Linked DNA regions of Homo sapiens: region 2 is linked to region 1. Evidence: chromatin loops called from intact Hi-C (ENCODE). Cell type or tissue: heart right ventricle. All regions are shown on one strand. Each heading gives the region's core, and the rest is flanking DNA. Links, peaks and the distances in the headings are about the cores only.

Region 1 (15,463 bases), core at 3,904-11,903:
TGTAATAATGGGCACTTACCATCTGCACCACAATCATTTTGCTCTTCAAACGGGAACGTTACCATGTATTTCAAAGGGGTGTGTTGAAAAAATTATTTTTGTAGGATGTTTCTATATGCAGTTGAGTGGGAGTGAAGAGTTTGGAAACATATTTAGTAAGTGGGTCTATTTTGATAGCTCTGGCTAATAAGGTTTCTTTGTTGAGGCTGTCCTTAAATACACAATGTCAAGTTGTTCTCCAGCAGTCTTCAGACTACTGATTACTGCCTCTTCTCTCTTGTCCGTCCCTGTTCGCCTTTTTCTCTCCCAGTGGTCCTGTCATCTTTGGCACAGGACAGCTGAGATTGCTGCTGCAGCCTTGCCTTGGCCTTTATCCTCTTCATTTGGGAAATCCTGTATCTTATTTCTTTTTCTCCTAGTGCAGTGCTCTACAGGTATGATGAATGAGGAAACTATTAAACTGCTGATTCTTGGGTAGAAAGGCCCAAACAAGGTAAAACAAGGTAAAAAAAATTGACTATTTCATTAGAGAGAGAAGCTGCCCTTTAAAAGAGGTTCAAAGTTCTGACACTGCTGAAGGCAGTGTCTAGGATGTGTATGGCAAAAGACCGTGGGGGCAGATCTTGTTTGGCAAGAATTGTCTGAGTTGGCTCTTTAACTATGCGAAGTTAAAGCAAGTGGTGGTCCATCTTCCCAGAGGAATGAAGCAAACAGGGCCAGTTTTATGGCTAAGGTTTGGTCTAATCCCTGGTATGTAGCTGACTTCCAAAGAGGTTGGAGAAACGTGTTTTGGGGGCCAAGGACCCTACTTAAATGAAAGGGACCTAATACCCAAGCTACATCTCTCGAGGTTTAACATTATTTGATACTTCCAATGCCTAAGATGATCCCAACCAAGTCCAGAAGGCAGAAAGGGACATTAAGCCTCCCCAAGGGGCAACTTAAGTTGATGACAAGAGTTGACCGAAATGGCAATTTGTCTGAACACCAGCACTTAGGTTATCATATTGGAAAGGCTGGAATGGGCAGAGTATGTTAGGCTGGAAACCTTTCCTGGCCTAGTTACCTAGCACTTTTTGAATGAGCTTTGGAAACAATACCTGTGTATATGAGTGTGACACACTGATGAAACTTTTTTAAAAATTTTTTGAGACAGGGTCTCGCTCTGCCACCCAGGCTGGAGTGCAGTGGTGAGATCTAAGCTCACTGCAGCCTCTGCCTTCCAGGTTCAAGCAATTCTCATGCCTCAGCCTCCCGAGTAGCTGGGATAGGTGTGCACCACCATGCCTGGCTAATTTTTGTATTTTTCATAGAGACGGGGTTTTGCCATGTTGGCCAGACTGGTCTTGAACTCCTGGCCTCAGGTGATCCACCCACCTCGGCCTCCCAAAAATGCTGGGATTACAAGCGTGAGCCACGACATTCGGCCTGATGAAACTTTAGAAGCTGAGGCCCGTACAGGTGTGGTAAGACCATTATAACGCCCAGGGGCTAAAACTCTGGCGTAATGAACAGTGGGGGAGAGACAACCTCTTTCTCTGTCTCTCACTCCCTGACTCTTTTCTCTCTGATGAATAATATTTAGTTAATATTTGGATGTGCATTTAATTGTGTTATTTGGATTCTCCATCCCTAGTGATATATAATCTGCATACTTTATAGATCTTGACTAGTAGTGGAAATAAATACTTAAAGTTTCTGTATCTAGATTCTTTGTCAAATATTTATTGTTCAAAGAAACACTGATATATGTAGATAAATAAAATTCTTATAATGAAGACATTTTGAAATAATATTTAGGCAAATTCTATTGTGAAAGGAGGCATGGAATGGTGGAAAGAACTCTGATTTAGTGATACTAAGACCTGAGTTCTGGTCCTAGATCTGCTATTAGTTAGCTGTATTACTGGCCTATTATTTATGATTCTATCAGTATTACTTTGGGGGGCAACTTCTATGATATTAGGAAGATATTTTCAAGAGGGACCTGTGTTGACTAGAAATACATAATGCTCATTAAGAAAATTTATAACGTAATCCCAGCTACTCGGGAGGCTGAGGCAGGAGAATCACTTGAACCCAGGAGGCAGAGGTTGCAGTGAGCCAAGATTGCGCCACAGCACTCCAGCCTGGGCAACAAAGTGAGACTCTATCTAAAAAAAAAAAAAAAAAAGAAAAGAAAGAAAATTTATAACAAAAAATATAGGCCTCTTTATTTTTATTTTTTAAAATTAGGGATGGGGTCTTACTATGTTGCCAGGCTGGTCTCAAACTCCTGGCCTCAAGCAATCCTCCTCCCTCAGTCTCCGGAAGTGCTGGGATTATAGGCATGACCCACCTGGCTCTAGCCTGTCTCTTTAATCACCACTTTTGTCCTGCTTTGGAATCCGATTCCTGATTTTATTTTTTGCTTTAGAAATGAGCAATAGGTAGTTTGGCAGAAGAGCGAACAGGTGTGGAGGGAGCTAACAGAGGTTTTGTTGAAACCACAGACTTGCTTTCCTGAAATAAGCATCAGCCTTCATCCAAATGCCTTGTGTAGATTTCCATAAATAAAAACCTGATGGTAAATATAGATTCATTAAAGGGTCTTAAACTAGGAGCTAGGCTGTGCTGCAGGCTTGAGCAGGGGACACAACACAACTTCTCTATTTTATCCTTTTCTTCTTTTTCTTCACTCATCCATGAGCTTTTATCTGAAAAAGCAGAGAGCAGATGTGCCCGAACTCTTTGGTTACAAATACTTGATTGGCTAATTTGGTTCAAAAGATATTTATTTTGTAAGAGATGAAAATCCGGGGTGGCTACAGATTTAAAGGAATAACTGAACCCAGGGACCAGGCACCGTGATCTCAGCAGGGCTGAAGCTTTTCTATGTGGTGCTGCGGTGGCATGGCCCGGCTCCAACTGCCCTCTGCATTTGTGTCTCAGCTCAAAGTTCAAAGTCCCCAGAAAGTGATTCTGTTGCTCAGTTTAGGCCCTAAGTCCACCCTGTCTATGCTCAGGGGAGGGGTCATGTGATTAAAGTCTCACCAGAAGAACATGGAAGCAGGTGAGGCAGCTCCCCGAAAGTGTGTGTGTGAGTGGGGTTTAGCGGCTGTTACCAGAGGAGGAAGGCTGATGGGAAAACACCATGGTGTCCAAGGCTCTAGAACTTCTCAGAAAGAGCTGTGAGTGGCAGCTATGTCAGATACCTCCAAAATGCTCCCAGGGCACAACTGGGAAATTTCAGGAGCATTGAGAGCCAGTTGGCCAGAAGGCTGACATCCAGTGGCTGGTTTATATTTTAAAGACTGCAGCCAATGTTTTTTCTTCCTCTTCTTACAAGCTTGTAAACAGCTGGCATTCAATGATATTCATTGACTGATGGGATGAGTAAATGAATGATGACACAGCTGTTACATGGGCCAAGGGAGTCTTCTGCTCTACATTAGCCTTAGCAGAATTAGTTTAGGAACTGTTTAATGGTGATTGAAGCCCACCAGAGCTATCTTTAGCAAAAGCTGGCCCTTGGTGGGATATTGTTTACAGCAGGCAGGGACAGATGGGAACCAAGGCCTGAATGACAGGGAGCCTCTTGTTTTCATTCCTCTCTGAACGTCTACATGCTTTCTCTGGATGCAGTTTGGGTTTTTTTTTTCTTTTCTTTTTTTTTTTTGAGACGGAGTTTTACTCTTGTTGCCCAGGCTGGAGTGTAGTGGCATGATCTCAGCTCACTGAAACCTCCACCTTCCAGGGTTCAAGAGATTCTCCTGCCTCAGCCTCCCGAGTAGCTGGAATCACAGGTGCCCGCTACCATGCCTGGCTAATTTTTTGTGTTTTTAGTACAGATGGGGTTTCACCATGTTGTCCAGGCTGGTCTTGAACTCCTGACCTCAGGAGATCCACCCGCCTCAGCCTCCCAAAGTGCTGGGATTACAGGCGTGGGCCACCGTGCCTGGCCCAATTTGGTATTTTTAAATTTTCAGTCCACCTAGTCAGAAAATAGCTTTCTAAGCCTCCAGTGTTTGTATTTCCTCTGCTCAAGAGCCCAGAGTGACTGAGACTGAGCCACCTTCATTCCCATTCCTGGGGTCTGCACCTGGCTCAATCAACCAAAATGGCACCTGAGGAGGTGTTATCATGTGGATTTGGCAATCCACTGTTATCATGTGGATTTGGCTATAGGAGCAGTTCTTGGGAAAAAGGGGAGATTCAGGCAAACAACCCAATTGGTATCTCCCGCAAAGCCAAATAATAATTACTACTTGCTTACATTTGCATAGTGCTTTAAGGATACTTGTTATCCATGATCTCATTTGATTCTTGGCACAACCTTATGAGGTAGGCAAAACAGGTATTAATATTCTTACTTCACATCTACTTTATTTCACCTTGCTGTGGGTCTGTTTTTAAAAATTCCTATCTCGGCTGGGCACGGTGGCTCATGCCTGTAATCCCAGCACTTTGGGAGGCTGAGGCGGGCAGATCACGAGGTCAAGAGATCGAGACCGTCCTGGCCAACATGGTGAAACCCTGTCTCTACTAAAAATACAAAAATTAGCTGGGTGTGGTGGCATGCATCTGTAGTCCCAGCTACTCAGGAGGCTGAGGCAGGAGAATTGCTTGAACCTGGGAGGCAGAAGTTGCAGTGAGCCCAGATTGTGCCATTGCACTCCAGCCTGGCGACAGAGCAAGACCCTGTCTCAAAAAAAAAAAAAAAAAAAATTGTATCTCTTCTATTTGCCTTTACATTTATTGAGGGCGTAGATTATATCTTTTTACCTTTGCACTTAGATCTCTAGCACCTAGCTCTGGGCTCTGTACATGATGGGCATTTAATTGATATTTCTTTTCTTTTTCTTTTTTTTTTTTTTTGAGATGGAGTCTCACTCTATTGCCCAGGCTGGAGTGCAGTGGCACGATCTTGGCTCACTGCAACCTCCGCCTCCAGGGTTCAAGCCATTCTCCCGCCTCAGCCTCCCTTAGTTGATATTTCTTAAATTGAATTTCTGTTTTCCAGATGAGAAAACTGAGGTCCAGGCTGGGCGAGGTAGCTCACGCCTGTAATCTCAACACTTTGGGAGGCCAAGGAGGGAGGACCACTTGAGCTCAGGACTTTGGGACCAGCCTGGGCAACATTTGTGAAATCTTGTGTCTACTAAAAAAAAAAAAAAAAAAAAAAAAAGCTGGGCATAGTGATGCATGCCTCTAGTCCCAGCTACTTGGGAGGCTAAGCCAAGAGGATACCTTGGGCCTGGGAGATTGAGGCTGCAGTGATCAGTGATCATGCCACTGCACTCCAGCCTGGGTGACAGAGAGAAATTGTCAGAGAAAGAAAGAAAGAAAGAAAGAAAGAAAGAAAGAAAGAAAGAAAGAAAGAAAGAAAGAAAGAAAGAAAGAAAGAAAGAAAGAAAGAAAGAAAGAAAGAAAGAAAGGAAGGAAGGAAGAAAGAGAAAGAAAGAAAGAAAGAAAGAGAGAAAGAAAGAGAGAGAGAAAGAGAGAAAGAAAAAAGAAAGAAAGAAAGAAAGAAAGAAAGAAAGAAAGAAAGAAAGAAAGAGAAAGAAAGAAAGAAAGAAAGAGGAAGACAGAAAAAAACCTGAGGTCCAGAATGCTGAGTGGCTTGCTTTGGGACACACAACTCTAGGGACAGGAACCTAATGATCCGCAACCAGTTATCATCCCTCTATGTATCCAGTGGATGATTCATAACAACAGAGATAAGCCTTTGGAACCCCAGTTATATGGTGGCTTAGACTAGGTTCACACCTGAGAGGTCTCCAGCAGCTCAGAAAGACCATGCTGTAAGACAAAGCACCCAGGCTCTGAGGTTAGAAGCCTGAAGTCTGGTGGCCTCCAGGAAAACAATCTCAGCCCTCCAAGAAGGGTCCTTGCCAGAGGAGTTGGACAAGCACCTAAGGAAGGCAGGTTATTAAAACCTGAATTTTCTCAGGAGCTGACTCAACTTTCTTAGCTGCCTCACATTTGAGTTTGATGGGAGAGAAAGGAGAAAGAAGCTGAGGTAGACACTGCCTTTGTGAGAAGCTTCCCATCACCTGGCAGAAGGCAGTCAGGGACAGCTGCAAGCTAGAGCTTATGGTCTCTGAAGTGGGCAAGATCATACAGCTCCACCACTTACAAAATGACCTGGACAAGCCACTTCAGCTGTGTTCATTCTCCCAGAGTTGTGTGAGGGTTAAATGAGAAAATCTAAGTCATTTGTCATTACATAGGATTATCATCTCTTTTCATTCAAGGTAGGAAAAGCAAGAATTGTGCCAGGCAACGATGAAGAAGGCAAAGTCCCTTTCCTCAAAGACTGATGGTCAAGGGAGGGGAGTAAATGGCAGAGTAAAGTGGTGAGGGATCTAAGTGTGGGTCGATCCTGTGGGAACCCACAGAGGAAGCATCCCCTGTATCCTCAGGATAGTCAGGAAAGGCTCCCCAGAGTGTGGACCTTTTTTTTTTTTTTTTTTTTTTTTGAGATGGTGTCTCACTATGTCACCCAGGCTGGAGTGCAGTGGCATGATCTCAGCTCACTGCAGTCTTGATCTCCTGGGCTCAAGCAATCCTCCCACCTCAGCCTCCCAAGTAGTTGGGACTACAGGCGTGCACCACCATGCCCAACTAATTTTTTTTTTTTTTTTTTTTGTAGAGCTGGGGTTTTGCCATATTGCCTATGCTGGTCTCAGAACTCCTTGGGCTCAAGTGATTCACTTGCCTCGGCCTCCCAAAGTGCAGGGATTACAGGCATGAGCCACTGCACCCGGTCGGAGCTAGGTCTTAAAGGATAGGTAAGACTTCATCAGGCAGGAGAAGCTGTGTTTGCAGGAAATGGTGGGATTATGGCAGGGTGACTACGAGGACATGGAATTATAATATGGCTGAGGGTGACAGAACTATCATCAGACGCCGTCTTGTGTCATCAGACTCCTTGTATTTATGCTGCAGAGGCCACACTTGGCAGGCTGATTTCAGGGGCATCAATCAAGAAGTCTCTGTGAAGTCACAGGCTTTCAAGATTCTTCTTCCCTTGCTTGCTGGGAGTGGCTGTTCCTCTGTTCACCTCCATTTCTTCAGAGCTGGAAGAGATGTGAGAATGATCTGGTGCAATCCCCTGCACCATGGTTGGTATGGATGGGTATCCCCATGTTATAAATGAGGCAACCGCGGCCGAGAGAAGCTGCAGCCAGTCCTTGGGGACGCGGCACCCAGGACTGCTTCTCCTAGAATTCAAGATGCTTCTTTTCTTTCCTCCCTTTTAGGTTTCAAATCTCTATTTCAGGCAATACTTGATATATTATGTATTTATAATTCAAGTTTTCAGACTTTTCTTAGCAGCAGGTTATAAAAAGGAGAGAAGCAGAAGCTGAGACAGGGAGGAAGCAAACAGAATGGGGCAGAGGTGGGAGTGGGAGGCTGAAGGCTTCCAGGAAGATAAGCTTCCTCGACTGTTAGTGGATTCCGCATCTGCGGCAATTCTACCCCCATCCGGACTAGAGGCTTTGGGACTACTGAGAACCAGGACCACCTATTTTCACAGCAAATGCCTGGAAGGAACCCAGGTGTCACATGTTGAGGGTTTATCAGAATAAATGGCTGTTATTTTCTTTTCCTCTTCCCTTTCCTTCTCACCTACCCTTATTAGTGATCTAGTGTCATAGCTGCAGAGTGACAGCAGGGAGACAGGAGTGAGCGGAGAGTGTGGGACAGAGGGGAAGAAAGAGAAACAGGCCATACGCAGACCTACAGGCAGCTCCTGAGCTACCCAGATCGCTTCTCCTGTACAGGAAGAGCTGCTGGCCCGAGGGAAGGGAAGAGGGGGTCCCTGTTGGAGCAACTGGAGTGGCAGGAGGCGAGTGGGTCGAGGGAGAGTTATTAATATGCACTAGAACACATATTTACAACTGGTGGCTTAAATTAAGGGCAGCACATTCACACCTAGCTACTCCCAGGCTTCCCACAAAGACATCTGAAGCGTGCAAAGCGCGCTCCCTGAGCCCAGCCCACCAAGGGGCGCGGCCCGCCTTGGTAGGGACAAGGTCTCTGGCGCTGGCCTGAGCGGCTGCGGGAGTTCGCTCCTGGGAGAGCGCAGCGAAACCGAGGGCATCCTTCCCTGTAAGAGGAGGGGGCGGAGGAAGGGAGGAGGGGAGGAAGGAAGGAGGGGAGGAGGGGAGGAGGAGAGGAGGAGGGAAGAAGGAAAGTGGGGGTGAAGGGAAGGAGGAAAGGAGGCGGGGAGGGAGAGACGGAGGAAGAGAGGGTGGGAAGAAGGAAGGAGAGAGAGAGGGCGAAGAGGGGAGAGAGGGGCGAACGAGAGAGATGTGGGGAGAGGGGAGAGGAGAGGGACGGGGCAGGGGAGGGGAGAGCGAGGGAAGAGAGAAAAAGAGAGAACGCAAGGGGGTCGGGGAGAAGAGAGAGGAGAGCGAGAGAGAGCGGGAGGAGAGGGGGAGGGAGAGAGACGGGGGAGAGCGAGACAGAGCGTGGGGAGACGGGGAGAGGGGAGAGCGAGAGAGCCAGGGGAGACGAGGAGCGAGCGAGAGGAGAGGGGAAGAGAGAGAGAAGGGGGAAAGCAAGAGAGTGGGGGGAAAGCGAGAGAGAGAGAGGGGAGAGACAGAGGGCGGGGGAGAGCGAGCGCGAGCGAGGGGAGGGGAGAGAGAGAGGCGCGCGCTGGTTGCTCCCGCGAAACCCTAAGCTCCGCCAGCGCTATTGCCCCTCCCGCTGCCAGCCCCGCGTCCACGTGGGGAAACTGTCCCTCCTGTGCCGGGAAGAAACGACTCACCGCCTTGCAGAGGCGCGGAAGCTGTGCGCGGGACGCCACGGCCCCGAAGCCGCGAGTGACCGCAGCTCCGATCCCCCGGCGGGAGGCCTGCCCGAGCGTGGGAGCCGAGCCCAGGGCCCTTTCTCCGCACTGGCTGCGGACCTAACCCTTCCTGGGCCCCTCCTCCCCCTGGGGAGAGAACGTCAGCGCCGAGGATCCTGATGCGGGGGCGCGGTGGCGCCGACCGAGAGCCCGCCCGGTCCCCGTGTTGGGGGGCAGAAGGGGAGGGGTGGGCCGCAAGGGGCGGAGAGGGCCCGGCGTCCCAGCTGGGATGGAGTTACCAGAATGGGGTTCGAGGCAGCCTAACCCTCCGCGCTGAGTCCTGGAAGGCAGCCTCTGTATGTAGCTCGGTGCATTTTGCACGAAGATAGGCTGCTCCCGGCGGGGTAGGGGGTCGGGGAAAGGTCCTCCTGGGGGTAAACTGATCAGAGAGCCGATAATGGATTCTGGCTCCGACACACGCCACCCCTGCTTGCTTAGTGGCTCTGCACCCCACTTTTTATATAAAGTGGTTATTCAAAGTACCTAGCACATAGGTTTTTTGGTGAATATTGAATGGGAAGGGCAGGTGAAGTCCTTGGCACAGGCCCGGCACACCGACCGATGGACCCAAGAATGTCAATTATTTTTGCTGTTATTCCCTCCAACCTCAGCTGTCCTTTCTCAGAAGCAAAGCTAGGAGACACCAGAAGAGCCGGTGCGAAAGTTTGGCTTGTTTTAACATAAAACCCACACTCCCTAAGGAAGTGGATTCTGAGTGGGAAAAGCTTTGGAGTCAGAAGCAGGAACCCCTGATTGGGTCTTGGGCTTCTGTTCCTTAGTACTGTTCCTTAGTACTTAGCCACACTGAATAAACTCCCTGGGCTTCCGTTTCCTTATTAGTAAAATTGGCTAAAAAGTCCCAACCAGGTAGTACGATCCCTTCTGCCTTTATTGAGGGCTCACTATGTTCTAGGCACTGCTCTTAGGGCTGCCTCCGTATTATCTCAGTTAATCTCTAAGCTAGTTTAGGAGGTAGTTAGGATTATTTAAAATCTCCATTTTGCACTTGAAGAAACCAAGACTTAACAGAGAGGCTAAGTAAATTGTCCTAGACCACACAGTGAGTCATGGCAGAACTGGACAGAACTGAGATTCAACTCAGGCAACCTGGTTCCAGAGTCTGTATTTTTTTTTTAATAGACAAGGTCTTACTCCCTCTCCCAGGCTGAAGTGCAGTGGCGCAGTGGTGCCATAGCTCACTGTAACCTTGAATTCCTGGTAGCTGGGACCACAGGTGTGCACCACTATATCTGGCAAAGTTTTTAATTTTTTGTAGAGACAGGGAGGGACTCACTTTGTGGCCCAGGTTGGTCTTGAACTTCTGTCCTCAAGTGATCCTCCGGTTTTGCCTCCCAAAGCATTGGGATTATAGGCATGGGTCACTGTGCCTGGCCTCAGAGTCTGTATGTACTCTTAGTCAGTATACTGGCACCTGTCTGTAAAAGTGTTTTCTGAACTCTAAAATAGTATATAAATGTTGGCTGTGATTACAGTGAGTGGTACAGTTGGTAGGTCGGTGGCTTCGTCTTCGTATACTAATGGAGGGTATGTCTATCAGTGCCCAACCTACTGCCTAGTACTCAATAAGCTGTCAGTCACTCTGCCATCCCTTGCCCACATCCCAGGAAGGAGTGTACCCATGCAAAAGAATGGCAATTCCATCATGTACAGAGCTGGGGAAGAGGGCAGACTATAAGATAACGAAGAGACATCATGAAGCTGCAAGCAATTGCACCTGACCTGGGTATCAACAAAACCCCAGGAAGCAAAGATGGGAAGGCTTCAGGTTGGAATCTCCCCTACTTTTCATAAAACACAAAGCACAAGAGAGTTTCCCTGATGTTCCACCGGCCAAGCAGGCTTCTCTCTGGGGCTCCCACTGACTTCACAAAGGGCTCCATCCAGTAACCCAGAGAACAGGCAACTGTCTTAAAGGTCTCATCAGTGTCAGGAGACTCATGTCTCATGTCTGTGAGCAAAAGATTCACAGCCTTCAACTAGGAAAGGAATAGCCACTTAAAAGGTCTCCTTGAGTAGAAATCTGGAAAACCACGTTAAAGGAGAAAGTATTTTATTATTTGAGTCTGAATGTTTTCTAATCATTATTGCGCCCTTAGTCATTTTATAGAGTTAAGGTTCTCAGGGACTAGACTGTTGTCATTTAACAGTTCTTGAATGAACTCCAGATGATGTAATCAACTGCCCACTTGACATCTCCACTTGGGTATAGAACAGTGATCTCAAACTTATCATGTCTAACATTAAACTGGTGAGATTTGCCCCCAAACCAGCTTTTCCCACATTCTCCGTTAATGGCAACGCCAGCCTTCCAGTTGCTCAAACCAAAAACCTTGATGTCATCCTTGACTCCTCTCTTTCTTTTATTCCCTTTCTGATTCATCAGCAAACCTGGTTGGTCTACCCTCAAAATGTATTTCTAAATTCTGGCCACTTTTGACCATACCCATTGTCACCTCCCTTTTCTAATTTGCTGTTATCCCTTGACAGGCTTACTGAATAGTCCCTTCCTCTCACAGTCCCCGCACTTGCTTTCTGAAGCCTGTTGCAAACCCAGTAGCCAGAGTGATCTTGTTGAAAAGGCAGACCACACCACTCCTCTGCTCATTGAAATCATCGGTGTGGCAGGGCATGGTAGCTCACGTCTGTAATCCCAGTACTTTGGGAGGCCACAGCAGGAGAATTGCTTGAGCCCAGGGGTTCGAGACAGTCTGGGCAACATAGTGGGACCTTGTCTCTACAAAAAACAAAACAAAGCAAAACAACGACAACAACAAAAATTAGCTGGGTGTGATGGCGCATGCCTGTAGTCCCAGCTACTCAGGAGGCTAAGGTGGGAGAACCGCTTGAGCCCGGCAGGTTGAGGCTGTAATGGGCTGAGATCACGCCATTGCACTCCAGCCTGGGCAACAGAGTGAGACCTTGTCTCAGAAAAAAACAAAAACAAAAACAAAAACAAACCTCTTCAATAGCCTGTCTCATTTAAAGTAAAACCAAAGTCCTCCTTTGACCTGAAGGACCCCATGTGAACAGGCCACCCTACCTCTTATAGCTCTTACTACCCTTGAGTTTGCTATCTTTTCATGAATACACAGGCATTTTCCTGTCTTAGGGCCTTTGCACTACCATGCAGTTTGCCTGAATGCTCTTCCCCTGTATCTGTATGACTGGTTTCCTAAATTCTTTCAGGTGTTTTTACTCAAAAGTCACCTTGTTGGCCGGGTGCCATGGCTCACACCTGTAATCCCAGCACTTTGGGAGACCAAGGCAGGTGGATCACCTGAGGTCAGGAGTTCAGGACCAGCCTGGCCAACAAGGTGAAACCCTGTCTCTACTAAAAATACAAAAATTAGCTGGGCATGGTGGCATGTGCCTGTAGTCTCAGCTACGTGGTGGCTGAGGAAGGAAAATCACTTGAACTGGCAGGCAGAGGTTGCAGTGAGCTGAGATCATGACATTGCACTGCAGCCTGGGCCACAGAGTGAGACTCTATCTCAAAAAAAAAAAAAAAAAAGTCACCAGTCACCTTATCAAGGAGGTTTTCTCTGGCCACTCAGAAAAGTAGCCCCTCCTAACATTTCGTATCCCCCTTCCCTTTTATTTCTTCTTTGCATTTACCCCTCTCTAATCTGGTATTATATATTTTAGTTGCTTACTTTGTTTCCCCCATTAGAACATGAGCTTTATGAAGGGAAGAGATGAAGGGATTTTTGCAGGAAGGGATTTTTGTTTGCTGTGTTCACTATTTTATCTCTAGTGCCTTGAATGGTGCCTGACATGTAGTAGACACGTGTATAAATATTTGGTGAATAAACGAATGAGTAGAATAAAAAACGAAGGACCCCAAATTAGCGCAGACCTTTTAGCAAGTCACTTATCCTCTCTACACTTCAGTTTCTTTGAATGTGAAATTGAGTTTTGCATAAGACAGCTCCGTTTCCCTCCAGCTATGTGCAGACATCCCTGAGTTAACTTGAAAAGCTGGGAGCACAAAGGGTGAAGATTTGGGTTCAAGCCCCAGTAACATCACTTGCCTGAGTCTTAGTTTCCACACTTAGTTAGCCCACACAACAAATTGAAAGGGCTCCACCCAGCGACCGCGAAGGTTATTCTAGTTCTTAACTAGAAAAAGCGTAATTATAAAAGGAAGAAGGCGCCATACCCCTCAATACCACACGGCGGCGCAATGGTCCACCTTTGTCTCTAAGAGGGCACTGCTGTGCCAAGTCCGTTATGAAACAGCCACCACTACCGTGCAATGTGTTATTCAGACAACTGTGACGGTTGCTCATTCCTCAGATCTTATTGGTTTGTTTAAATAACAAAAATATTTAAATTGTTACTGTTTTAGATAAGAAGGCACAACTCTCAAAACCAAAACAGAGAGCTTACGTTTGAGTTCAGTCTTGCCAACGTGATTTAAAGACCAAGGTTTGCCGGGCGCTGTGGCTCACGCCTGTAATCCCAGCACTTTGGGAGGCCGAGGCGGGCAGATCAGCTGAGGTCAAGAGTTCGAGACCACATGGTGAAACCCCGTCTCTACTAAAAATAGAAAAATTAGCTGGGTGTGGTGGGTGGGCGCCTGTAATTCCAGCCACTCGGGAGGTTGAGGCAGGACAATCGCTTGAACCTGGGAAGGCGGAGGTTGCAGTGAGCGGAGATGGCGCCACTGCACTCCAGCCTGGGTGACAGTGTGAGCCTCCGTCTCAATAAATAAATAAATACAGACCAAAACGTTTGAAAAGCTAAAGTCTAAATCCGTGTCAGGTAAGGGGTGCCACAGCCATGCTAACTTAGTCCACATATGTGTCTGCACATAACCAAGAATTTCCCTCCATGAGGTATGAGGGGTGAGGAGTAAAGGGACTGTTTGGATTCCAAGACTTTTGTTTGCTTGGAAGAAGCCGTTAAAGCGTCTAGCAAATAAAAAAGACTGTGAACCTAAGCAAGCCGTTAAGTAACAGGAGTCATTGTCATTATTGTTACTTATTAGTAGTGTCATCCTCAGCTTCTGTTTTCCTTCCTCCACCATCTCTCCAACTAACAATAATGATTTTAGTTTGAATTTTGTATTTAAAAAGATAAAAGTGATTTTGTAGTTCTTTATTACAATTACACAAATATCACATGGTTATTTTTGCTGTAGGAAAAAGAAAAGTAAAATGAAGGTGACATAGTTTGGCCGTCTGTCCCCGCCCCAATCTCTTGTTGAATTGTAATCCCCAATGTGGGAGGTGGGGCCTGGTGGGAGGCGATTGGATCATGGGGGCGGATTTTTCATGCATGGTTTAGCACTATCCCCTTGGTGCTGTCTTCAGGATAGTGAGTTCTCATGAGATGTGATTGTTTAAAAGGGTGTGGCACCTCCCCCGTTACTCTCTCTCTTGTTACTGCTTTCGCCATGTGACGTACCTGCTCCTCGTTGCTTTATGCCAGGATTGGAAGCTTCCTGAGGCCTCCCTAAAATCAGATGCTGCCATGCTTCATGTAAAACTTGAAGAATCGCAAGCCAATTAAACCTCTTTCCTTTATAAATTACCTTTTCTCAGGTATTTCTTTTTTATTTTTATTTTTATTTTTTTTGAGACAGAGTCTTGGTCTGTTACCCAGGCTATCTCAGCTCACTGCAACCTCCGCCTCCTGGGTTCAAACGATTCTCCTGCCTCAGCCTCCCCAGCAGCTGGAACTACAGGCACGCACCACCTTACCTGGCTAATTTTTGTATTTTTAGTAGAGACGGGGTTTCACCATGTTGGCCAGGCTGGTCTCGAACTCCTGACCTCAGGTGATCCACCCGCCTTGGCCTCCCAAAGTGCCGGGATTATAGGCGTGAGCCACCGCGCCTGGCCAGGTATTTCTTCATAGCAATGCAAGAACAGCCTGACACAGAAGGCACTAAAAATTACCCATGCTCCACCACTTAGCTCAGAAATAGCTGTTAAGATTTTTATATTATCCACCCAACACATTTGTAATTATATTTTATAAGGATTTTTACTACTCTTTCATTTATCATTATACTGTACACATTTCCACATCATTAAAATTTTTCATAATTATCAACAATAACATGTTTTTTTATAACCTGTTTAAAATTGACAAAAAGTGTATATATTTATAGTATACAACATGATGTTTTGACATATGTATGCACTGTGGCGTGGTTAAATCAAGCTAATTACCATATGCTTTTCACATACTTATTTTTTTGTGTGGTGAGAACACTTAAAATCTACTACCTTAGCAATTTTAAAGTATAAAATATATTGTTAACTATATTGACCATGGTGTACAATAGATCTCTTGAACTTATTCCTTTTTTCTAACTGGTAACCATCATTTTCCTCTTTTTCTATGAGTTCAACTTTTTTAGATTCCACAAGATCTGTTCCATAAGAGAGTGAGAGTTCATGTGATATTTGTCCTTCTTTGTCTAACGTACTATTCTAATTAGAAAATCAGAATATTTTAATGGTAGAAAATATTAAATAGTATAGGACAAAGAAAAAAAATCACTCCTAATCTCATAATCTAGATTGGTGATAATTGCTGTTCACCTTTTGATATATTTCTTTCAATAATATTAATGCATATATATTTTTCACA
Region 2 (15,463 bases), core at 3,805-11,804, 75 kb before region 1:
CTATTGTCAAGTTTTCATTTGTTTCCCCTAAAGGAGACAGGAAAGCTCTCTGGGAAGGTTTTGGAAGTAATCCCAACCTTTCCAACACAAAGAAAGATGTAAACAAGGATAAAATTCCAATACCACATCAGTTTCCACAACAGCAAAGATCCGCTATGGTTTAATATAAAAGGATTAACTGTAATGAGGGTGAGGTGGATGGGGAGAAATGGAAACTAGAACCAGATACATCCGTGGAATCGGAGGCCAACCCAGCTGGCGTGATAAACGTTCAGCCAGAATGCAGTATCTGGAGGATATGGAACCGGCAGCAGGCCAGGAAGGCAGCCGGCATCAGGCCTGTTAAACAGAGAATGTGGGTGTTGTAAGCCAATGGACAGCTGGAACACATAGCCTTGGAAAATCCAGGAGTGGGCAAAAATTGGGAAATCACGGCAAGCCTTGAGAAAGTGTGTTGCTTATAGCAAGGCCCCAGCTTCAGTGCTGGGGTTTTCTAGGTCTGCCCTTTCGTTTCTACAGGGAATTGATGAAAACAAATAGAACTCAGATCCTTGAGCTACTGAGATACTCACTGGAGGCCCAAGTTTGAGGACCCAGCAGGACAAAACAAATATTCAAAGGCTGGATCTGGGGGGACAGAGTGAGACTTACAAACAAAGCAGGAGCCTAATACCTAGAACTAGGACCAAACTTCACACTGAGCATGGTTGCCTTATGTTGAAGTCCCAGAGTGTTAATATAAAGCTCTAGTTGCCCTCCAAAATGACTGGGATTGATCCCAGAACCTGAGGTGTGAGTCACATGGCAATAGCCATTGGGTGAAAAGGGGTTAGCAGGATTGGCAGGCCCAGAGAGTAGAAACAGCAGTTAGAGACTACATCTTTCAGCTCTGGACTGGTAGGAGCATTTTAGAAAAATACTAATTAACTGACTTAGGGAGTAGCAATTGAGAGTATCCAGTGAAAAAGCTGACCTTTCCAAATGACTGACTCAGTCATTGGGACGGGGTGGATGGGGGGGAATGAGGGGGCGGGGAGAAAGACAATCCTACAGCGCTCTCTGTAGCTCTCAAAATGTTTGTGAATACTGCCTGCCACAACAAGCTTCCTATTTTATAAACTAGAAGCTAAGGCAGAGAGAGGTTAAATGGTTTACTCAAGGTAGCACACTCCATCATGCCCATAAAATATAACAGCAGGACAAAAATCCAGGGAACTAATTTTGCTAAGTGTTAACCCTCTTAGCCATGCATAGAAGCCATTAATAATGTTACACTTAGCATGTCAAAGTTAGCAGCCATGACATACTACCAAATCACCATTTGACATTTGCTCATCTCTCAGCTAATCCTATTAAAATTATATTTTCTGACTAGCTCATAGGCCTCCTGGGGACTGAGAGTACTCGACAGCAGATGCTGTCTCCTGCCTGAAAAGGACAAAGCTGAATGTACGAAATCTAATAACCCCACCCAAGCCCACCTTGGAGCAGAGTCATGCAAACTGCAGCTCTGATCCATTTTTGTGTGGCAATTATCTGTTTTAGACATTATGGCCCACATGTCCTGCCAATGATCCAGACGCAGTAAGTATCCATGTCTTCCCCCAGTCCTGCGCCTCTTCTTTGTCTTCGTGAAACCAACATTTTCCAGCTCACTCAGACTTGGAACCTCATATATCCTTCCCCAGTGTCTAGTCTCCACAGGCTTTCTCCTGCTCAACCCTTCCCTTACGTTGCCAGATCAACCGTTCTGGAGAATCCCCTCATCAAGTCGTACCCAGCAGTCTGCTATTACCACCAATTTCTCCTCTTCTAAACCATTCTACCTTCCACTAACAAATTAATCTCCCTAATCCACTTTTCTTAAAAGCCTTTAATTCCCTTCAGGACTAAAGGGATACTCCTTAGCCGGGCAAAGACCCCAGCAACCTGAATCACTATTTTCTCCAACTTAACTGCCGCTACTCCCCAGCATGAACCCTTTTTATTGGTGAATATCAGTATAACTATTTATGTTTATCAGCCCACTCATTTATTAATTTCTGCCTCTGTGCTTTTACTGACACCATTTGCCTTACTTAGAAAACATTACCCCTCCACCTGCCTGCTAAAATCCACTACGTCTACTCCAAACCCATTCTTCTATTTTTTGAACAGCCTAGAGCACTCACATGTTCCACTCATTTAGCGTTTAATTATGTGCTACTTCAAATCCCTCCATCTAAACTGTACATTCCTTGAGGGCAAGGCACTTCTCAGCATGTTCCACAGGGCCTAGCAGAGAAAGCTGTTAGCATCAATTAACACTCAGTTCATATACATTGATTAAACAAAGCACAGAAACCAATGGCTTTCCAATTAGAGATTTTAATCTGTTTTTTCTTTTTTTCTTTTCTTTTTTTTTTTTTTGAGATGGAGTCTTGCTCTTGTTGCCCAGGCTGGAGTGCAATGGCGCAATCTCGACTCACTGCAACCTCCACTTCCCGGGTTCAAGCGATTCTCCTGCCTCAGCCTCCTGAATAGCTGGGATTACAGGCACGCGCCACCACGCCCAGCTAATTTTTGTATTTTTAGTAGAGACAGGGTTTCACCATGTTGACTAGGCTGGTCTTGAACTTCTGACCTCAGGTGATCCACCCGCCTCGGCCTCCCAAAGTGCTAGGATTATAGGCGTGAGCTACCGTGCCCGGCCTAATCTGTTTCATCATTCATTTGGTAATTCTTCAACATTTCAAAGCATTTCACCAGCTTAGAATAGCAGTTCAAGGAAGGAAAAAATAATATGAAATGAAGGTGAAGAGAATTTGGAAGAGAAGGCTGGGCGTGGTGACTCACACCTATAATCCCAACACTTTGGAAAGCCTAGCTGAGAAGATCACTTGAGCCCAGGAGTACGAGACCAGCCTGGGCAACATGGCGAAACCCCATCTCTACAAAAAATACAAAAATTAGCTGGGCATGGTGGCGCAAGCTTGTGGTCTCAGCTACGCAGGATGCTAAAGCAGGAGGATCACCTGAGCCTGGGAGGTCAAGGATGCAGTGAGCTGTGATTGCACACTCCAGCTTCAGTGACAGACTTAGACCCTGTCACAAAAAAAAAAAAAAAAAAAAAGGAAAGAAAAGAAAAAAAAGAAGTGCCCCAGAATTCTTCTGTGGATCTCTTTTAGCCATTTGCTGTGTACTGCTTTAGATCACATCAGGAAAATAAATATCAAATGGAAACTTCCCAAATCTCACATAATATAATTATAAAATACCATCATCTGGATATGAAGCTAAACAAGTGAAAATAAAAGACTTTCTTACTAACTAGGAGATGATTCTTCTTGGAAATCTCAACCCAATCTCCTTTTTTTAAATGTCAACTCCATATGAGTAATTTAAAATATGTTTTTAGTGACACCAACTACTTTAGTAATTCTTGTTATGGTTTTGTGTCATCCTGAGAGTGTCTTCTGTCATGTCTCAAAAAACCAATTCACTTTTCTTAAACTTACCACACTTTGGGAGCAGGGCAATGAAAGGAAAGGGAAAGCATGCAAGATACTGCGAAACTCCCCAGATATTGTGAATCCCTAAATTAAAAATAATATACACATGAATTGTTTTTCATCTTTTGACATTAAAAGATTCTTCTATGTCAGTCTGATGTCTAATGTGCTTCACTATATCATATGAAAGAGCTTGTTTATCTTTTTTTTTTTTTTTTTGAGACAGGTTCTCACTCCGTCACCTAGGCTGGAGTGCAGTGGCGCGATCTCAACTCTGCAACCTCCGCCTCCTGGGTTCAAATGATTCTCACGTCTCAGACTCCTGAGTAGCTGGGACTACAGGAGAGCACCACTACGCCCAGCTAATTTTTGTATTTTTTGGTGGAGACGGGGTTTCACCATGTTGGCCAGGGTGGCCTCAAACTCCTGACCTCAAGTGATCTGCCTGCCTCAGCCTCTCAAGGTGGTGGGATTATAGGCGTGAGCCAGTGCTCCCAGCCTTGTTTATCTTTCTATTTCAGCTGGGGTAGCATAATTCCAACAGGACCTACTAGGCCAACTGATGTGGCTGGATGATTCTCTGAAGAGTTCACCCCCTGTATTAGTAGCTACCAGTGTCATCCAGAGCGCCTCCCTGTAGCTAAGTAGAAGTGAGAGTTGTCACCTTTGGAGGCCAGATGTCTGGCTCCTCTGGCAAGGAACACCAGGAACATTCCTTGGTGAGAAGGTGGTGTTCATAATGGAAAGGGCCTGGGGGCTGGAATCAGATGAATCTGTGTTTTAATCCACCTTCTGCTACTTTCTAAATTAGTCCTAGCCCCTAGTCAAGGAATCCGAGCAGAATTGAAGAGTCCTGGGGAATTCAAGGTTGCAGACTCATTGCATTTCATTTTGATGGCTGGAGCTTTTTTCTAATGACAAAAATAACATTCCAATGACATCATAAAAAGATCTTTCCCTTGGAGATTTTTCACTGCTTTCTTTATGGAAACCTTGACAGCACATGGGAACATATTTCTTATTAGTTTTTTTTTTTGTCTGTTTGGGGTTTTTGATTTTTAGCTGGGTTTTTGTTTTGTTTTGCCTCACCTACTGTCACCAGGATTCAGTGGCTGTTAATATACATAAGTATTTTCTAATTATGTACAAATAATATGTTTTGTATATACATCATAGGAGGGTGATACATATCAGTATAAAATCTCTCAAATCAGTAAAGATCAGGACACAAAGTAAAACCTCCCTGTTCCTCCAGTTTTCTTGCTCCGTTTCTCTCAACATTTCCTTCCTGTAAACTCATTATATTTTTAGGTCCTATGACAAGTGTTTCTCAATGTGTATATAGTCCATGAATGACCCCAAGTCAAAATCTTCTATTAAACACAGAATCCCAGCCAGGTGCGGTGGCTCACGCCTGTAATCCCAGCACTTTGGGAGGCCAAGACGGGCGGATCACGAGGTCAGGAGATTGAGACTATCCTGGCTAACACGGTGAAACCCCATCTCTATTAAAAATACAAAAAATTAGCTGGGCATAGTGGCACATGCCTGTAGTCCCAGCTACTCGGGAGACTGAGGCAGGAGAATGGCATGAACCCAGGAGGCGGAGCTTGCAGTGAGCCGAGATCGTGCCACTGCACTCCAGCCTGGGTGACAGAGCAAGACTCCATCTCAAAAAAAAAAAAAAAAAAAAACATAATCCTAGAGCCAGGTGCCATGGTGCACGCTGATATTCCAGCTACTTGGGAGGTTGAGACGGCATGATCACTTGAGCCCAGGAAGGTGAGACCAGCCGAGGCAACATAATGAGACAATATCTCCAAAAACAAAGAAACAAACATATAATCTAAGTTATGGTGCTTTATACATAGGGTACTGAAAAACTCCCTCAGTGTTGGGTATCTCTGAAATAAAGAATTAGTATAAACATCTATTGTTTTCTATCTTTTGATATTAAAAGATAGAATTCCAAGCAGCCAATAGAATACTGAAGTATCTTTTAATGAACTAATAAGGATTGATCTTTAAAATATATGGTGAAGTGGCTGGGTGCCGTGGCTCACGCCTGTAATCCTAGCACTCTGGGAGGCTGAGGCAGGCAGATCGCTTGAGCTCAGGAGTTCAAGACCAGCCTGGACAACATGGTGAAACCACATCCCTACCAAAAAAAAAAAAATACAAAAAATTAGCTGGGTGTCATGGTGCATGCCTGCAGTCCCAGCTACCTGGGTGGCTGAGGTGCAAGGATCATGTGAGCCCAAGAGGTCCAGACTGCAGTGAGCTGAGATCATGCCACTGCACCCAAGCCTGGGTGACAAAGTGAGATCCTGTCTCAAAAAAAAAAAAAAAAAAAAAAAAATATATATATATATATATATATATATATGTGGAAAAAAGTATATAACAGCACTTGTCATAAGAGAAAAGAATGTATTTTATGTGATTATCTGTGTACTGAATGTCCCTAGCAGAACATGTGAGAAAATGGCAGCAGGAATTGCCACAGGGGTGAGAGACCTTACTTTTGATTGTATATCTTTTCTCTTAATGAATTTTACATTATGCACATGTTATCCTTTTTTTTTTTTCTTTTGAGACACAGTCTCACCCTGTCACCCAGGCTGGAGTGCAGTGTCAGACCCCTCAATCTCCGCCTCCTGGGTTCAAGCCATTCTTGTGCCTCAGCCTCTCGAGTAGCTGGGGTTACAGGCAGGCACCACCACACCCAGCTAATTTTAGTAGAATCAGGGTTTCACCATGTTGGCCAGCCTGGTCTCAAACTCCTGACCTCAAATGATCTGGCCACCTTGGCCTCCCAAAGTACTGGGATTACAGGCCTGAGCCACTGCTCGTGGCCTGTGTTACCAATTTTTAAAAAGTAATAACCTGGTGGAGAAAGCCGATTCCTATCTTGTACCCAAGACTTGCTAAATTGAAATCTCTCACATGGAGCCTGGAGACGTGCATTTTTAACAAGCTTCTTTATTCTTCTGCAAACTGGTATTGAGAAGCACTGTCCTTGGCCTTTCCTTTTTAAACACTTCTTTCCTCTTTTTTTCCTCTGAACTTCCTACCATCACCACCACCACCTCTTCTCCTCCCTCATTTCCTCATCCATGGTGGATCTCATAGTTTTGCAATTCAATCATTCCACAGCTAGTGATTTTTCACTCTTTTCTCCCCAACCTTGCCATCGGCCAAAACCATGGCACTGGATGGATTTGCTTTCTCTGCCACCAGCATGCAGGCTAGCACTTTCCAGGTTGTGACCCTAACTGTTACCTGGAGTCCTCCTGGCAGTTCTCCAGTTCTCACTCAGCACTTCTTGTGTCTTTATTAATGACTTTTAAAATCTCACCAACGTCTTTCATACAACCCACACCACCCTCTCTCCCACAGAAAACATAGAGGGTATCAGACAGTAATTCCTCAGTTTCCTGCCCCCCCAACTTATAAATTTATTCATATGTACAGTCATCCTTTGTTTTCTTTTTTCCTTTTAAGGTGTTGTTCTGCCTAAGAAAATGGCTTCACCTGTGCTCTCCACCCCACCACCTAAACCCTACTGGGTTTGTTAACCTTGGTCCCTCAGGTACCACCAGCTTTTCCTTTCTGCTGGCACTTTCCTCCAGCCCAGAAACAGGCACTCTTATCCTCAGGGCTACTTCCTCCTCTCCCTCACAGCCAACTTTCTTAAGAGTGAAACAGTGTCTTTCACCTGCCTTGACCTTCGCTGTCATCCCTGCTTCTGCCCACATCATCAATGATTTCCTAGTTGCCATATCCAGCAGGCATTTTTCAGTCCCCGGCTTATTTAATCTCTTTGCTTCCAGGTCACTGCTCCTTCTTCCTGGTTTCCTCCTCTCTAATTACCCTAGACTTGAGTCTCCTTTATGGAATCCTCATCTTCCCTCTACTTCTCAGGATTGTCAGAAAATAAATAAGGGGGAAAAATCCCATCATCCACTTCAGGATTCTTTTTGATCCAGAAGATGATGAGACAGCCTCCCAACCTGAATTATGTAGTGACCCTCAGCCTGTGGAATGACTAGGAAATGAAAACAAATTCCTTATGAGGGGTGATTAGAAATATGACACCTCAAAAATATTGTGAAAAATCATGGTCTGAAGAACAGAAAAATGAGCTCTGCTTTAAACATGACAACTGTATTCTAAATTTGCTTTTTGGGTTTTGTTTTAAATCCCTCAGTCCTAATAGCCTCGAGTTTACTAGGAATTCTTAAATTTCCTAATCTCTAATTTATGCAGAGGTTTTATGAGCATGTATTTATTTATCTATCCACTCTTCCTTTGGACTTGTATTTTGAAAACCTGACAACTTATTGAGAGTTTGCTTGGGCCAGCCTCTCCACCATTTTACATCCAATTGGTCTTTTGTATTTAGTTTTTCATCCTAAAAGTAACACATTCATGGTATTTTTATCTGAGAAAATATAGGAAAGAGAGAGAAAGCTTTGTTAATAGGCCCACTGCCCAATCACAACCAGTGTAAATGTGTGATAACTTTTGTCCTGGTCTCTCCAGCCCTTCCTCCCTCTGCTTCTGTACTATATTCTAATTGGAGTTCAGAGCCTGATTTGGAAAGTTTTTATATCAACACATGCCATGTGCTTTGGCAGTTTGCTAAGTCTGAGAAACTTCAGAGACATTTTTTCCTTCTGACTTACCCATGTGTTTCACTTAGATTCTTGGAAACATTCTCTGTGCTACATGGCTACTAGCCTGCAGTTTCAAGTAACAGAAAATTCTATACAAACTCACATCGACAATAAGGAAAATGATCACTTCATACAACTGGAAGTCCAGGAGGCAAGCAGGCTTCAGGAGCAGCTGAATTTCGTGGCTCTGGATCTCTCTCTCTGCAATGCCCTGTGATGACCTATGTGTGTTGGCTTTGGCCTTGGGTGGCTTCTCTCATGGAGGCAAAATGGCTATAGCCATTACAGGTTTCACATAGCGATGCCATCAATTAGAAGTTCACCTAAGAGCAAGGAAATTTCCCTCCCAGGAACTTCCAACATACTTTTGGTTACATCCCTATTCTTGAGTTAATCCCTGTCCTCAGGGCACTGCCATACACTGACTCATTCTAGCCTGGGTTCCTGAACCAATTACTGCCCAGGGGAATGGAATTACCCTTAGATCAGTCAGTCCCAAATGTGAACTGAGGCTTAGGGGATATGCTGGGAGGGATAAATGCCTACATAAAACTGGACTGTGTCAGGAATCAGAGAGGAAGAATAGATGTTGAATGCCTGTTTCAGAACACCGTCATCAACAAAGCATGTTGTCAGATTTTTGGATCTTTGGTAATTTGATAATTGAAAAACGATGTCTCCATGTAGCTTTAATTTGAATTTCTCTATTGTGAGTGAGGCTGAGCCACTTGCATGTGCCTAGGAGTCATGTGTACTTTTTTTCCTCAGGTCTTGCCTGTTCATATTCTCTGCCCATTTTTCTTTTCTTTTTTTAAATTTTAACTCTTATTTCAGATTCAGGGGGTACATGTGCAGGTTTGTTACAAGAATATATTTCCTGTTACTGCAGTTTGGTATATGATTGAGCCTGTCACCCAGGTAGTGAGCATAGTACCCAATAGTTTTGCAACACTTGCCCCTCTTCCTTCCTTCCCCCCTTATAGTCCCCAGTGTCTATAGTTCTTGTCTTTATGTCCATGTGTACTCAATGTTTAGCTCCCACTTATAAGTGAGAATATGTGGTATTTGGTGTTCTGTTTCTGCATTAGTTGGCAGCTGTATCCATGTTGCTTAAAAGGACATGATTTCATTCTTTTTCGTGGCTGTGTAGTATTCCATGGTGTATACATAGCACATTTTCTTTATCTAGTCACTGTTGGTGTCTTTGTCCATTTTTCTATTGCATTGTAGGTCTTTGCTTTCTTATTTGTAGAAGCTCATTATATGTTAGGGAAGTTGGTCTTTGGTCTATAATAGAGCTAGGCATATTTTTGCAATTTGTCATTTTTTGGCTATGTTTATGGCTTTTTCTATGCAGAAAATTTTGATGTTGAAAGATTGAATGTATTAATCTTTTCTTGTATAATTCTGGATTTAATGTCATCATTAGAAATGCCTTCTCCACTTTAAGGTGAATAACTCTCTTTTAGTTTCTTCTAATACCATGATGATATCATTTTATGAATTTAAATATTAATATCTACTTGGACTTTATCCAGGTCAGGTGTAAGGAATAAATTCAACTTTGATATTTTTCTCATTTGATTGACTTTCATTTTACACTGTTCCATGATGATGGCTGCTTCTTGCTTTGTGACACTCAAGGTTTTGCCAACATTCTCTACAGTTGTTTTAAAAATCTAAGTATTCATCGACTTTAATTAGCAAAACAGTTACTCACCGAGTTTCTGTAAGTTACTGTAGGCCATGATATATTTTAGAGGTTGGGGAAAGGATAGGGTAAAAAGGTCTTGAAATCACACAAAGAATAATGCTTGTTGCATTTTAATAATCATTGCTTTTTGGAAACGTGCTTACTCAGGTCCTATAGGATTGGGGGAGGTAGTTTGTCCTTGGTTGCATTCTAAGACTCTGCTGAGCCCCAGAGTCTTTTGTTGTTGCTGGAGGCAGTCTTGCTCTTTCACCGAGGCTGGAAGGCAGTGGCGCAGTCTCAGCTCACTGCAACCTCCACCTCCCAGGTTCAAGAGATTCTCCTGGCTCAGCCTCCCGAGTAGCTGGAATTACAGGCATGCATCACCATGCCTGGCTAATTTTTGTATTTTTAGTAGAGGCAGGGTTTCGCCACGTTAGCCAGGCTGGTCTCGAACTCCTGGCCTCAAGCGATCTGCCCGTGTCGGCCTCCCAAAGTGCTGGGATTACAGGCGTGAGCCACCTTACCCGGCAAGCCCCAGAGTCTTAATCAAGAAGAAGCCCACCATGGGGAATGAAGCCCCCTTTAAGACTATACAGGATACGGGAGCCCACCAGCAAAGACAAACAGAGACACATCTCTGTTCCTTAAGCTGTGGATTTTGGCAGTGGGACTGGCCAAATCCAAACACTCGGAAACACTCTACTTAACTACCTTTCACTGCAAGGAGAATGCAATATGCATTGTGACTCTCTAGTGGGATAGAAACTAACGCCACAACAACAGGATGTCATGGTCACTGCTGAGTAGAAATCTTTTGACAAGTACAAACAGACCTCTGCTATAGCACTGTCACATTGCATTATAGTTATTTGTTTACTTTTCTGTCTTTCCCAGGAGCCTGGGATTTTTTTTTAAGAGAGGAAGCTCTTTGTCTTCTTTGAACCCTGTAGCTTAATACACTCACCCCTGTGTGTTGGAATGTGCTCATTGCATGCTCTTTCTCTATGTGGGCAGTCTGCTTACACATCCCACTCTTTAGTACTCACTGTCGAGCAGCCACCATGTGTCAGCCACTGAATGAAGGCACTTCACATCATTGCCTTTTAAAAATTCTCACAATAGTTCTCTAAGGTAGGTACTTCTATTTTCCCCATTGTAATAGTGAGGGAACTAAGGGGCAACAGATAGGTCAAGTAACTTGCCCATGGTCATGGGGATAACAGGTGATGGAACCAAGACTCAAACCCCAAGTGGTCTAACTCCAGTGCCCACTGCTCACAACAGCTACACTACATTGTTTCTCCCCAGTGTCTTGGGAAGAAAATAAATTATATGTAAAACAAGTACTTACATTTTGCCTTCTAGAAGAGTGGCATAATTTATCTCCTGGGATATAAGTTGTTTTTCTGATTGCTGTTGTTTGTTAGAAAAATGCTTTGATGTTCCTATTTCAGTAATCCCACTCCCACTCCACCCAGGGCCGAGCAAGAAGAGAGCGAAACAAAGAAGGCTAAATTAGTTTGTATGAGAAAGAAATAGGAATTTGTGGGGTTTTAGCTGGCTGCTCAGAGAGATAGCCTAAGGATCTAAAAAAGAAGATTGAGATATAAGAGGGTAGAGAACTCTGGCCACTCCATGGGCCAGCTAAATCCTACACAAGTTCAAGGGCAGCAGGAAATTTCCTTTGCTGAGGAAGACTTGAGAAATTAAAAAACAACCCTGACCTATCAGCAATGGTTTGCAACCCACAATAAGCATATGTAAGAGGGATTTTTCAGGGAGGAAGAAAGAAAAATCATATCCAAAGTGAAACAGAATGGTCCAGGGAGTCGGGGGGAGGGCAGCAGAGGCAGGGGCTGAAAGCAGCAGTTTGGAACAGGCAGTAGCAGTGAATCAAGCAGAGTCTCTCAGCCCACAACTAAAACAAAGTCACCCAAAAACCTACAGGAAATATTGTAAGTAACTTTCTACCACGGGCTGGGGGACTTGAACAAAACTGTCTCCCAGGTTGGGTGCAGAGGCTCATGCCTGTCATCTCAGCACTATGGGAGGCCGAGGTGGGCGGGATCGCCTGAGGTCAGGAGTTTGAGACCAGCCTGGCCAACATGGTGAAACCCCATCTCTACTAAAAATACAAAAATTAGCCGGGCGTAGTGGCATATGCCTGTAATTCCAGCTACTCGGGAGGCGGAGACAGGAGAATTGCTTGAACACGGGAGGCAGAGGTTGCAGTGAGCCGAAATCGCACCACTGCACTCCAGCCTGAGCAACAGAGCGAGACTCCGTCTCAAAAACCACCACCACAACCACAACAACAACAACAACAAAACTGTCTCCCAGAATCTGAGGACATGGGGATATCTGGTTATAGTAACCCTCTTTTTTTCCCTTCTGTAGAACCCCATTGCAGTTTGCTCAGCTGCATCAGATAACAATTTCTACCAAAGTGCTTAACATTTTAGTGTCAGTATAGATTAGGGCTTCGTTAACCTCAGCCCTGTTAACATTTTGGGGTGAATAATTCTTTACTGCAGGGATAAAGGCTGGGCATTGTAGGATGTTTAACAGCAACAGCATCTCTAGCCTCTACCCACTAGATGCCAATAGCTTTAACACTCTAAGTTGGGAAAATCAAGAAGGTCTCCGGATACTGCTGAGTATCTCATGGAAGATAAAAATCTCTTCTCCTCCCCGTCATTGAAACCTATTGTGTAGATGTAGATCTTTATTTAGTGCGAACTCATATCCTGTGTTCTTGCATCAAAACATGCCTTTTTTAACCTTAAAAAAAAGCAACAGCACAAGTTTGTGTAAAAATGACTCCCAAACATTTCAAGTGTTTCTACTATCACACTAGGTTGTCCAACCTCCAAATTTCTGGGGAGTGGCTAGGAGTGATGCTGCAGCAAATTCCCAGTTTTTCAAGAATGTTTACACTGTATTTGTGTCATAAGAGTGCTTCAGTTTTCTATTGCCTATATCTACAGACATTGTAGTGGTATCACCATTAACAGAACACTGCAGTTTTGACCTTACATACACATAAAAATTGAGAGTTGGTTATACAAGCTTTCCCTATAAGCAAGAGTCCATTAGAAGTTTCATTATAAGTGAAGGGTATGTGTTAGGGTTGAGTACCCAGCTTTGATACACAGCAGGGCTTAAATGTAGTATGTGCACTACCATAGTCAGATCTATCAGGAAGGCTGCACGATGAGCCACATTCTCCACTGATGTCTTTTGGAGATACTCAAAATGGATGATATTCACACAAGCAGGCACACTGTCATAGGAAAACTCAGATTCAAACTTTGGTGAAACCCAGTATTTTCCAGGGAGGAAAGCAAGGCAATAACTTATAATCACAAAAACTATTATTATCTCCACCAGCCATGGTCTTTTAGTGCTACTGCACAGATATAACTGATGTGTGTGATTCCCCAGATAGCTTGCTGCAATTTGACCTATTCTTTCTGCTCAAAAAATGCACTTCAGGCCAGGCGCGGTGGCTCTCACCTGTAATCTAAGCACTTTCGGAGGCCGAGGCAGGTGGATCCCCTGAGATCAGGAGTTCAAGACCAGCCTGGCCAACATGGCAAATCCCCATCTCTACTGAACATACAAAAATCAGCCAGGCTTGGTGGTGCATGCCTGTAATCCCAGCTACCAGTTCTGAGGGGGAGCTGAGGCAAAAGTATCACTTGAACCTGGGAGGTGGAGGTTGCAGTGAGCCGAGATCGTGCCACTGCACTCCAGCCTGGGCAACAGAGCAAGACTCCATCTCAAAAAAAAAAAAAAATGCACTTCAATACAAGAAAATGAGAGACTCTTGACTTATGATTCTAAATTATCACCATCAAATATAATTCTTTTGTTAATGACGAATTCTTGTGTGAAACGTCTCACAACTGAATGCCATACAGTGGAATAGAACCTGTTTACTGGGAAGGGTGTAGGATTGGGATTCAGAGAGACTGTGTTCATTTCTGGATTGTAACTCACTACCTGTTGCTTAAGAAAGCAAGTCTATTTCCTCATCTGTGGAATGCATAAAATGACCCCTTTATCTCAGGCTTACTGAGAGAATTAAATCAGGTTTGAAACAGTATGCTGTAAATTGCCAGGCAAGTGTCAATCATTGTCATTGTCTCCCACAGCTGCCAGTTCCTTGCATGGGCCACCATGTCTGTAGCATAGCCCCATAGAGTGTCTAGATTTTTCCTGCTACAAGCCCACAGAAGAGCCTCCTCAGTGATGCAATACATACGTTAATTTCTTAAGGTTAAAAAATAATTTCTCTAAATTGAGGTGAGTTGATATACTTTTCCAACCCAAATATCAGGTCTACTTCAGCAGCTGCTAAAGGAAAGAAATTACCCCTGCTCCTATTTCTCTCTGCTCCTGCAGAGTAAAACAGCAGCTAAAAACCAAGATTCTCTGACACTATTTCCTTTCTCAGCATTATAGGCCAGTATCCTGGGATCTGACATTAACCATTAGGAATTTCTTCAGCAGCAGCAGACTGGGAAAAGCAACTGCCAGTACTAAAGGAATACATTAAAACTCTTTTAAAAAAAAAAGTCACGAAGATAGTTGGATATGCTGAGTTGACTCAGACTCTTCAATATAGAGCAGTCATCTTGATGGCAACATTCATCCTGACTACGCTAAACAGGTGACCTATTCTATCAGCGATGGTGTCCAGAGCCATTGAAACACAATGTACATCATTATGTCATATACGAGGGGAAAGTTGACTAAGGTTCCAAGATCCCAAGGGTTTTAATTAATAGGAAAATTTGATTCAATAATAGTCATTTAAAAAAATGGAAGGAAAACAAGGGGAGGGAGTGATAAGGGTGGGAAGCATAGACAGGAAGCTGTATAAAATGCCCTGAAGGCTTGAAGTTGGCACTACTATAAGTCAGGGCCAGATTAGCTAGGGGACTGAAATAGCCGCAGAGAAAGAGTCCAGGAGCTACCAACACAACCATTCTAATCATGTTCTTCTCTTATCAAGCAAACTCCACTTCCTTTCTTTATCATCTACTTTATAAGTGCTCACTAGTGGCTCCACTACCAGCTTCCCCTGCAGAACTGAGAGGCTCAACTATTCCTGTTGGGGTAAAAATGATGAGAAAAATATCTCAGGATATTTCTGACTCTCTTCTCTCCACCCCCATGAACATCTCCCACCCCCAGGGCCCCAATTCTGCTTTTCTTCACTTAAAAAACTTCAAGCCAGGCCAGGTGCAGCGGCTAATGCCTGTAATCCCAACATTTTGAGAGGTTCAGGTGGGCAGATCCCTTGGGCTCAGGAGTTCGAGACCAGCCTGGGCAACATGGCAAAACCCTGTCTCTACAAAAAATATAAAAAATGAACTGGGCATGGTGGTGTGCATCTGCAATCCCAGCTGGGGCTACCCAGGAGGCTGAGGCGGGAGGATCAACTGATCTTGAGAGGTCAAGGCTGCAGTGAACCGTGATTACACCACTGCATTACAGCTTGGGCGATGGAGTGAAACCCTGTCTCAGAAAAAATTTAAACCCTCAAATCATCCCTCTTCGGTGAAGCCTTCCTTGACCTCTCCAGCACTTAC

The links. A loop is a pair of places that touch in the nucleus more often than their neighbours do. Peaks named below come from ENCODE experiments on the same cell type or tissue, not always from the same donor. Only the 100,000 strongest peaks of a DNase experiment are listed, where the experiment ranks them.
Region 2: it touches region 1 in a loop (3-fold over the local background); 63 of 110 quality-filtered maps call a loop at or near these places.

The regions. Positions count from the first base shown.
Region 1 is chr14:70,815,418-70,830,880 of GRCh38, reverse strand. LOC124903341 (a long non-coding RNA gene) reads right to left here and starts at 9,008. Exons shown (of 2, transcript XR_007064246.1): 1 at 8,759-9,008; 2 at 6,897-7,061. MAP3K9-DT (MAP3K9 divergent transcript) reads right to left here. Exons shown (of 2, transcript NR_184164.1): 2 at 14,833-15,463. RefSeq lists a silencer at 8,889-9,088 and an enhancer at 12,855-13,149. In heart right ventricle, for the core only: no CTCF peak of the experiment used is centred there; DNase peaks (open chromatin) are centred at 8,706 and 8,912; H3K4me3 peaks cover 1,865 bases; H3K27ac peaks cover 1,870 bases.
Region 2 is chr14:70,890,365-70,905,827 of GRCh38, reverse strand. No RefSeq gene overlaps it. Among named protein-coding and RNA genes, the nearest start is that of PCNX1, 9.4 kb to the left of the region's middle. RefSeq lists an enhancer at 11,571-11,730. In heart right ventricle, for the core only: no CTCF peak of the experiment used is centred there; no DNase peak of the experiment used is centred there.